Regions from separate parts of the Homo sapiens genome. Here region 1 is linked to region 2. Evidence: chromatin loops called from intact Hi-C (ENCODE). Cell type or tissue: PC-3. All regions are shown on one strand. Links, peaks and the distances in the headings refer to the core of each region. The heading gives the core; the rest is flanking DNA.

Region 1 (5,393 bases), core at 334-5,333, 76 kb before region 2:
TCATATATTTATTTAATAGGATGTCAAATTTTATTTAGCGTGTTTCAGGTTTGTAGTATGCAGGTTTTAGTTTACTGTGTTGTGGGAAATAGAATTCTTCTCCAAATAAGAGGAAGGATTCTTACAATCCTTGGTATTCATACTTAAATTGATCCCATTGAATATTATTTGTACACCATAAAATATATTGTATGAATATAAATTTATTCAGACCTTTTCATGGAATAAAAATTTAAATATTGCTGTAGGTTGATTTTGGTCATTTTAAATGACCTTTGAATTTGTCTTAATGACGCTGGCAACAAAGAAAAATGAAGAAATAAAATAAAGACACAGTGAACTTTTGCATAATTTATATAAATGACAGATGAAAAACAGATCTCACACAAACATGCTAGAAACTCAGGGCTTGGCTGTTTTCTAAATCACAGTTATACTATAGGAGACTATTGTACTTTTGATCAATGCACTTAAAAATATATTTTAAAATTCCTCTGATATATTTTTAAAAAATCAGAATTGCAGGTTCGTCTTTGTAAAATCTGAATTGATACTTGTATGATAAGTGCTTAGATGACTTAAAAATATTAATCCATACTTAATGGTATTTCTTTGTAACTTTGATTAGATCTTTGATGATGCAAAATAATTGGTTTCTGGTAGTTTTATGTCAGAAAGGTGAGTTCTGTTAAACACCTGCTCTCCCTTTATTAAAGAACCATTGCAATGACTATTTTTAAGTAATAAAAGGTTAATAAAACTATTATTATTTTGTTTAACTGCCTTCTAAAACAACCAACCTCTTAAAAGTTATCCTAATCAAAATCTCAAAAAGCTGTTCTAACCATCAGTGAATCTTTGATATATCTAGCGGCATTTGGATCGTAGAAGAGCTCAAAATCAAACAAATGAATGCTAAAACTGTGAATATAGATAATACTTATGAAGCCACAGAGACCACCTTCAATTTTTAAAAATAAAAAAGGATATCCACATATCCAAGTTGTAAAGCATATTTTAAATAAGTACATGCCATCAAGAATAGATTTAAAAAATAAAAAAGCAAGAAAGAACCCATTCTTTTTCCACACACAAAAATGGTGATCCAGAAAAGAAGCATCTATACTGGAAATAAAGAAACGAAGAAACTTAACTAAGCATAGGTTACCTCAACTGCGATGTACACATAGAACAATCAAATATGTAAGGCAGAATGGATTTATTGTAGAGAAATGAAGTGAATGAGAGCATTTTCCCAAATATATCAAGGGAAATGATGAGATTAGCAAAAGGTAAAATACATACCACTAATGATAAACAAGGGCAAGAAATAACAAATTGCTCTTAATCGCTAATGTTCTGAATTAAGAGAGAAATAATTTGGTTCACTGAGAATCATGCAGACACTGCAGAAAGGGTTACTGACAAAAGACATGTTAAAGAAATCTTGGTTGGGAGGCCAAGGTGGGCAGATCACAAGGTCAGGAGTTTGAGACTAGTCTGATAAACTTGGTGAAACCCCGTCTCTACTAAAAATACAAAAATTACTCTGGCGTAGTGGTTTGTGCCTGTAATCCCAGCTACTCAGGAGGCTGAGGCAGCAGAATCACTTGGACCCGGGAAGCGGAGGTTGGAGTGAGCCAAGATGGCACAATTTGCAGTCCAGGCTGGGCAACAGAGCGAGACTCCATCTCAAAAAAAAAAAAAAAGAAAAAAAAAAAGAAAGAAATCTTGGAACAATTTCAAAATGCACAAATTCCGAAACTGGATAGCACAGAATCTGAAGGTGTCAGAAAAAAACTTATATTAATCTTCTTTGAATCCCTTAAAATTATTCGTAAGATATCCTTAAGAACAAAACAAGTTTGAGAAGAATTAAAAAGCAAAAACAAAACAGAAAATATGAAACCTTACTCTTAAGAACTGAGACAAGTGATCTTGGGTATGGCTTAGTGTAAGTCTATTAACAAGTAAATGTTATGAAGCTACGCCTCATAAATTGTTCAAGTTCCTTAAAGGTAATAAAAATTATATCTTTTCAATAAATTTATAACATTCCTGGTGATTGTTTCTTTCTGTGATAATAGTAAGGTTATAGATAATACAGATGCCAGATTTTCCAACTCAGTGGTTCTAATGAAAACAACAACAACAACAAAACAAGGACTACTAAGTGAAATATGAAGTTTATCTATTTGTGCATCTTCTGTTTATGCCCATAAGTAAAGTGAAGTTAGAGAAATAACACCTATGCTCCTTTTGAAAGAACATAAAATCAAATCACATTTCTCTCAGTCATTATCTGATTAAAATGGCTTACACTGCATTCTGTGTTTTTGGCTGTTTTTGCTAAGAAGTAAAGGAGGTGGCGCTTTATCACAGAAAATGAGGAGGCTAGAAATAATGTTTTAAAAGACTTTTATACAGCTTAAATTCTAAATATCTCACATAACAAAATGCAAAACAATAAGCTATTAATAACCCATGTTCACATAACCTTATAAATAAGGCAGTGTACTTTGAGAATCTTAAATTACTAATGTTTTTTATGTCTGTGTTTTTTTCTCCTATAAGAACAGGTCTGCACTAGTCTGCATTAATTAAATTTAAGTAGGATTTCTGAGCCTGGATCATCATTAAGTCTGTGGCCCTGATTTAAATCTGCAGTAAAACATTTCTCCATTAAGTCTTGTGCTTTTGTGTCATATTTCATACACTAGTTGTCTCTTAATTAAATCCATGATGGTCCACCAACACAGACTATTAAAATAACTATACTTTGTACTTGACATATTTATGAGACAGAATCATAAGACTATAGACTGATACTTGAACTACTCACTGAGAAATGCTAATAAGATTATGATGAAGGTAAGATTAGAACATTCCTCTCTTTTCTCTTCTCTTCTTTCTAGAGATTTATTTTTATAACTGCAGTTCACTTCTATTTCAGGTTCTGACTTTTTCTCCAGACCATCTGAAAGCTCTTTCATTGTAGAATGACTGCAAATTAATAGTCAATAGAAATCTAGGAAAGTGTTCATTTATATCACATGATGTTAATATAAACATAATATAAACATTGAACTATATTTTTTGAGTTTTGCTTTATTCACAGCTGCAAGTAAATATGTTAATCTAGATATATGTTTGCCAATCCTTTAGGCATTCAGAGTGAAGAAAATTTACAAGGACTGAAACGAGAAAATAGCCCTGAGTGAAAAAGCAGTTTACTTTTAGATGGGGTGAAAGGAAGTCCATATATGTCAACCTCAGACATACTGAATTTTCAATCTGCTTGCCACAAAGAATGATGCTGTCTTTCTGGGTGAGCTTTCAGAGAACTTATCACATCATACGGTAAAAGACAGTTTCCAGTTTATTTTGTTTGCTTTCAGTGGCCTAACGTACACTTTAGTTTTTGTTTCATTTCTCTTACAAACATTTTTGTTTGTTTGTTTGCCATGTAGAGGGTAGGGCCTTTAAGGGAGAGAAAGGTACTTGAAGGATTAGGACATTTCAAATTACTGAAAGTTGTGTCAAAGTAGAGACTGTAGAAAAAACAACAAGTAGAATAATCATCAAGTGATCTAACACAAACAGACATTATCTAATACAAATATAGGGAGGAGTTCACAACTGTTAAGTCCATTATTTGCTTCTTACTAGTTCAGTAGATGTTCTGTAGCTTTTAAAAATATTGCTGTGCAATTCATCATTCAGCTCTATTTTTTCAGCAGAAGTTTTTAAAAAGTATTGCAAAATAAAAGATTAACTTAAAATAAATTATAGTTTTATTATAACAGTGGTCTGCGATGAAAAATGCAAGTATAAAATAAATTCTAATGTCATGTCAAGAATAGCAGCCACAGTCAGGCAGCTCCTCTAAACACATTAAATCTAATAAAATCACCCTCACATACTCCTGACACTAGTAGTAATTAAAATAACTTGTTTCAAAAAAATTGGTCCTATACATGAATACTTATTGGCAATTATTTCTTAGTTCTTCAAACCAAAGATAACATAATTTGATTCTCACACAATTTTCTTGTAAATGCAGTTCATATTGGGTTTTATATGCAGCTTAAGACTGTTAATTGCCATTTTGAGCCTCACAGTAAAATAGGGTTCAATATGTCGCTTTTCTCAAGCATACAGAAATGTTTGAGAAATGCTTGTCTTAGTCTAATGAACTGTGAATAATTTACATCCTGAGTCCTATTTTTCAGTTTAAGTGGTTCTGACTTTTCTTGACGCTTGTAAAGCCTAATCAACTTGTTACATTCATCTGATTAAAGAAAGCTATGGCAAAGTAGATGAATCCAGTGCTTCTTAAAGGAAGGTATGGTGTTTTGATTTTCTAAAGGCCACTGTTTCATTTGGATCTATTCTTCCTTTGCCACACTAGATGACATACTGTAAACTAAGGATTTTATTTATATTTGTGAGAAAATATTATCTGACTTAAAAGATTTGCAAAATCCCCTACCTCCTGGCGGGCGCACTCGATAACTTCCTGAATTTACAGAGACCAAACTGTTCTGTCAGGTATAAAAAGGAGCTGTTTCAGGGCATGAACATTTTTTATTTCTGAAAGAATCACAAATATGAGATGTGATTCCAGCTAGTTCTGAACACGTGTGTAAACAGAACTATATCAAAGAGATCAAGGCAGTGAATGCATTCAACAGTGACCACTGAAAACAGCAGCTTTGTGTCACCAGCATGAGAGGGTGCTGCAGACATTTTATCTTGCACAGGGGGCTTGGTAAAGAAGTAAACTAATTTAATATTCACCATGTATTTGCTCAAGAATCATCTTTTGTTCAAGGCTTAATTTCAGAGAGACTTCAAAATATATTACAGAACCTGTGAGTTGAAAGGAATTTTAGAGACAATCTGATTTTACTCCTCATTTTGTGAAAGAGGAAACTAAAGTCCAGAAGAAATAAGTAACACACTCATTATTACATAACCGTGCAACAGAATGATTGCTAACAGAATAAAAGGACATCATGATGTTGACTACTTAACATTATGGATGTGGGGAGGAGATGTGGGAAATATCTGTGAATGGACTGCAAACAGATTCTAAGACTCTATTATGCTGTGGCTGCCAGTAAAAGAGATCTCTGTTTGAAGCGACATGCCTGCCAGCTATGTGATTTTTTCATCCTCAATGTGAATTTTGAAAGACCTACATGTAGTGGAAAATGAAGAAGAAAATGAATTTATTTGCATTTTGAATCTATCTAAATATTAACAGTCCATGAAGTTAAATGGCAGAATGGATTTCTGTTGTGCTTGAATATGTGATTCAACATACATATATCATTCCTGGAAAAACTGTTAATTAGAATATATCAAAAGAATCATCAGACAAAGCTAAA
Region 2 (5,393 bases), core at 208-5,207:
CCCCCTGAAAGAAATGAGGCCTTAAAGATGTGGGGAGGGAGAGGATGTGAGGGAAAGGGAAGAGTAGAAGACAACTCTCAAGAGGGAGGCTAGAGTCGCAGAGGAGAGGGGTGCCAGGCTTGATCTAGAGGTACACATGGAGGAGCAGATTTAGGGAAAGAAAACGACTTCAGTTTGGAGCACACTTGTTTAGAGGTTTGTAAGGATGTTGAATGGTTCTTTTTTTCCACCTAAAAATGAAATTTGAGATGTGGACCTGTTTATTAGCTTCCCAGGGCTGCCATAATAAAGGACCTCAAACCAGGTGGCTTAAAACAAGTTTATTTTCTCACAGTTTTAGAGGCTAGAAGCCCAACAACAATGTGTTGGCAGGGCCATATTCCCTTTGGCTCTAGAGAAGAATCCTGCCTTACCTTTTCCTAATTTTTCGTAGTTGTCATAAATCCTAGGTGTTCCTGGGCTGGTAGATGGGTCACTCCATTCTCTGCCTCTAACTTCACCTGACTTTCTCCTCCCCTATATCTTTATGTCTGAATTTATCCTGCAAAGACTCTATTTTCAAATGAGATCACATTCACAGCTTCCAGTGAATATGAATTTTGAGTGAACACTATTCCACCCAGCACAACCCCTAACAAGGGTAAAAGAGAGGTGGCATCCCATTTACGAGGGTGTTATCAGTAGTTGATGGGCTTTAGGGAAGCCTGCCATTGATCCAAGGAAACCATGCACACCACCTGGGCAAGACCATCACTTGGTGAAGGCCACCAGAAGCACAGAGAACAGAATGAGCAAGAGTCTGCCCAGTAGCTTAAACAAAAAAATCTCATCCTCCTGTGTCCACCCTCCCTGCCCAGACCTGGTAGTGCTTAGGAAAAGAGGTGTCCCAGGGATCTACATAAACCCCTGGAAGTGAGAGGGCTGGCCAAAGCCACTCTCCCCACTTAAAAACAATGAAGAAGAGAGTTTGAATTAAATATGGAATTAAGGTTGTAAACTAGACTGGACTACATTTTAATAATTGACAGTGGCTGAAAAGCTCTGGAATCTTCCCGGATGTTATGAGATTCAACATAGTAAGGTTGGATATTACTAAGGCAGTTATCGGAAAACAAAATTCATATCTATACCTTAATATATGGATAGAGGGCCCTTTGATCATCTGATGACAGGCATTTGTGAGATGTCTAATTAGGCTGAGATGTCACAATGAAGGTGTAGCCAAAGGTGTTAACAGAACTCGTGAGAATAGAGGAAGATACCGCAATAAGGTGATCTAATCCAGCGTGTCTGCTAGGCAGGACAACACCTAAATGTACTCACAGAGAGAATTTCACACCAAATGAAAATAAGAAAAGTTCTCATGTTCTGGAAGCCAAAGCAAGCCCCAGAGGACTTGTACTACACTGACCTCCTTCTCTAGCTCTGCCTTTTCCTTGTCTTTTTACCATCTGCAAAGGAATTTAAGTTTTACACAATAATATTCTTTTTTTCCTCAAAGCATTTTCTTTCTCCAATCAGGTCACGATAGTTTCTGGCACAGATCGTTCATCCTTTTAAAAATACCCAGTGCCACTTTTCAAATAGCTAACCACACCCTGCTGCCAGTCAACCACATTCCCTGAAGATGCCCACTATATGCAGAGCAGGATATTAAAAGCCAAACAAGCAAACTGAAAAATGAAAAAGGAATATTAGAGTTGATCAACATGAGGAAACTTTATTAGCCACAATTTCAATCCCCTCTGATCTGAATAGGTATTCCAAACATATTGTGTGAACTGGGGTTCACCATAAGGTACATTTTTTAAAGTCTGCTTTTCCAGTATTATCATACCAGCTGGAGTTACTTATTTCATTCCAGCTCAGTGGGAATCTACAGGCTGCATAAAAATACATTAAGGAATATTTATAAGATGGCAAACAGGACCAAATGTATCGGAAAGAATAATATTGTGCATTGCTCATTACAAACATGATTATTTTGTGTATGTAACGGATGTGTTGTTAAAGCACAGTGGGTTGTTTGAAGTTTACAAGTTTGTTATGGATTGATTTATTCATGAAATGCTTTGTTTCTATGACAACTTTATTGGTTTGCCTGTGGTCTAAATACATATAGGCATGGCAGGAATTCCACGGTACAAAACAAATTACACAGTCACCCCTGAATCACTTGCTGCCTTTAGGGAGTGTAGCAAAAGGATTTCCAACCAGGGCAGACATCACCATTCCCAGAGCCAGCATTAGAGAGATCACATAATAAAGGAGAAAAAGGCTTTTTAAAAAGAACAACTTAAAAGTCTCCAACAGCCTCCAAGTCTGTTATAGAAGGAAAGATTGAAATGAGCAACGAAATGCCCAACATAAGATAAGAGAAATACAATCTACCCACAATGCATGAGGGTTTTATTTAAGAAAAACACTGATCAAAGGCCCATATTTCCTGCTATAAATAATACCCCTTGAAGAATACCATTAATATTCACAACAGTTGTGTAACTACAAAAGAAACTGAGAATTGTTGTTTAGAGAAAATAATAGTGGATTTTGGAAGATAAAAGGAAAAGGTGGAAAAGAAAAAAAGACAGAAAAAAAGATATTTACTGTGGACCAAAGATCATTATTCAGTGAAACTTAAGTCAGGGAAATCATGCCTAAGGGGACCTAGACCTTGTGAAAGCTAGAAAAAAGAAAGTGGAATCCAAATTATATTCCTCATATTACCCCTGAAATGCATCCCCATGTATGCATGGGAGGAAAAATTAAAATGAGAAGGATTATTTAGAATAAAATTATTGCTCTTCATAAATTTAAAGAATCTCATGCTACATCATGAAAGTAGCCTTAAATATGGGGGCACAGTGATGATTTCAGTGAAAAACACATATGAAGCAAGATATATTTTCCCCAAATCTCTGTTACATGTTTTTGTAAAATCTCCTTCAATTTTTCTGCTCTTCTTTTTGTTTTCATGAACTTTTGTTGTGTGTTGATAAATGTCAAAGATCGATTATGTGGTATATGATGACATACAAAACTTAGAATTTCAGTTCCTCTTTCAATTCCCACTAAAGGGCTGGATTAGACAGCCATGCGTCCATCATGGTACCCAGCCATCACACCATGGCAGATTAAGTCAGAGGTGAACATCTGACCTAGGAAAATCAATCCATTCCCTTGCCAACAACTAATTCATTTCTTTCAGTAAATTGCATATTTAGAAAATAGTAGAGGAGAGGAGTACAAAATGAAAGGTCACGTCAAGTGAGGTTTGGAGCAGCCATTGTCAGCCATGACGCACCAACGTCATTCTCTAGAGAAAGGTAGAAACAATGAAGCAGAGGGACCCAAAGAAGATCAATCGCATCGGCCACTAAAGAGGTGAGGTGAAATGGAGCAGGTAGACGTCTCAGTCCCTGGGGGCTCTAGCTCCCAAGAGACGTGGTTATAACTTATTTCTCTGAGGATATCATACCTTAACAACAAATTGTTCATTTGAGCTAACTTGAGGAAATTTCCACTGCAACTAAAGAGCCTTTATTAAACTGTATAATCAGAGCTTGTCATTTCTAACCATGGTTAATTCATCTTTTCAACTGAAATTTGCTACTTAAGGAAAGCTATATCAACTATTGATATGGCGTAGGTACAGAGTTCTGGTAACTAACTGAAAAAAAAAAAAAACTGAAGCATACCCTAGATATTATCAGTCCATTGCTTGGATAAAACTAGCCTAATTTCTTGGTGGTCCAGTTGGTCTAAGCACCAATCAGCAGTAAAATTTCAGGCCAATATTGGTGGCAAGCAACTCTGCAGCAACAAAGCAATGTTGTATATATCTTATATACTACACAGGACATAATTGTCTTTATTTGCTGCATTTGATAGTGTCCAGTTCGATAAATTTGGAATATGGAACACCCTAGAAAGCATCTCTTCCTTAAAAAAATTAAAATTAAAACAAGTGCACAGTTGTATAGTTTACAAAAACTGCCCTTGTGTTAGTGAATCAAGACTATATTCACATACAATAGTTGAATGTTTCATATTTTGACTTTAGGCTTCAGGGTGTTTACTGTGATACTGTGAAGAACTTGCATAGCACCGTCCTACGAGGCGGCCACTGCCATGCAGTATTAGGAAACTGGCCCTTACATACTGTCATGTTTCTGTTGAATTCAAGCCTCTCCCAAATTTGAAAAGAAATCAGTAAACATGTTAATAACTATATCCCACCAAAGTCAGTTTCACAATTTGACTCAGAAACACAGAAAAAGAATGAGTAGACTTTCAAGTGCACTGAAAACTAAGTTTTTCTTGGGAAAATTTAGGTGCTATGGTTACTTAGTTATTCATACATCCTTTTAATAAAGGTTGTTTGAGGTCCTTTGATGTACAATACTGGGTCCCTCCTTGGAGACTACCCACCATCAGATAAGCCAGATAATTCACAAGTAAATAAAGCAATAGGATACTGACAGATGATGACAAATGCTGTGTAGGAAACCAGTGTGGGGCTGAGAAAGGTATAAATAGAGAGGAGGAGGAGATAAATGACTTTAGATAGAATAATTAGGAAGTGATTTTTAAGCTTAGCCCCAAAGAGCAAGAAGAATTTAGCCATGGGGTAAGAAAGTGGAAAGGGGCAGAAACTTTCTAAAATGGAAGGGAACAGTAAAAGGAGGTCTTGAGACAAGAAGGAGCTTGGTATGTTTAAAAACTAATAATGATAATAAAATTCACAGCTAACACTGTTCTAAGTGCTTTACTTCTGTTTGGTAACTTAACTGAGAGAGGACCAGTGTGGCTCCACATGGAAAGTTCTTAGTATTTATTGAATGAATAGATTTTTAAAATAACTGCCTACGTCCTTTAAAATGCTAATTACTTATCCATGTGATGCAAAAAGTAAGATGGGAAAGGGCACTGACATGTGAATATTGAAAAAGATACTCAGATGACACTGATTTGCACACCTGCTATTTAAGTAAATACTGCAGTTCTAAGTCACAAGTATATTTTCAAGGTGCAGCTCCTGGAATATATATATTTTTACTCCATGGTTACGAAAAGGAAATCTGTCCTGATGAAAGGCCACTGCATTGCACAGCTCCCGCTTTGCATGCCTTCATGGGCACCATTCACATTATATTCTTTGTGAATGGTGTTGTCTAGAATTTTGTAATGTGGTAGCCCTGCTGACAAAGCCATATTTCCACTGAGGTCACCAGGAGTCTGACTTACCATGATCATACTTACCTCCAAAGGTAAAAAAGAAAAGCGAAGAAAACTTGAATCATCTTGGAAGAGGCACTCCGAGAATCTTTCTGGGGAACACATACCATATGAGCATTTTATCTAACACTTTAGTGCCTGAACCGTTTTGCTAA

Evidence for each region. Hi-C counts contacts between places; a loop is a spot of excess contacts. Peaks named below come from ENCODE experiments on the same cell type or tissue, not always from the same donor. Only the 100,000 strongest peaks of a DNase experiment are listed, where the experiment ranks them.
Region 1: it touches region 2 in a loop (6-fold over the local background); 3 of 110 quality-filtered maps call a loop at or near these places.

Annotation. Positions count from the first base shown.
Region 1 is chr1:98,403,863-98,409,255 of GRCh38, reverse strand. No RefSeq gene overlaps it. Among named protein-coding and RNA genes, the nearest start is that of LINC01776, 200 kb to the right of the region's middle. In PC-3, for the core only: CTCF peaks have their summits at 2,239 and 2,438; no DNase peak of the experiment used is centred there; H3K4me3 peaks cover 561 bases.
Region 2 is chr1:98,328,104-98,333,496 of GRCh38, reverse strand. No RefSeq gene overlaps it. Among named protein-coding and RNA genes, the nearest start is that of LINC01776, 120 kb to the right of the region's middle. In PC-3, for the core only: no CTCF peak of the experiment used is centred there; DNase peaks (open chromatin) are centred at 2,136 and 4,456; H3K4me3 peaks cover 546 bases; H3K27ac peaks cover 5,000 bases.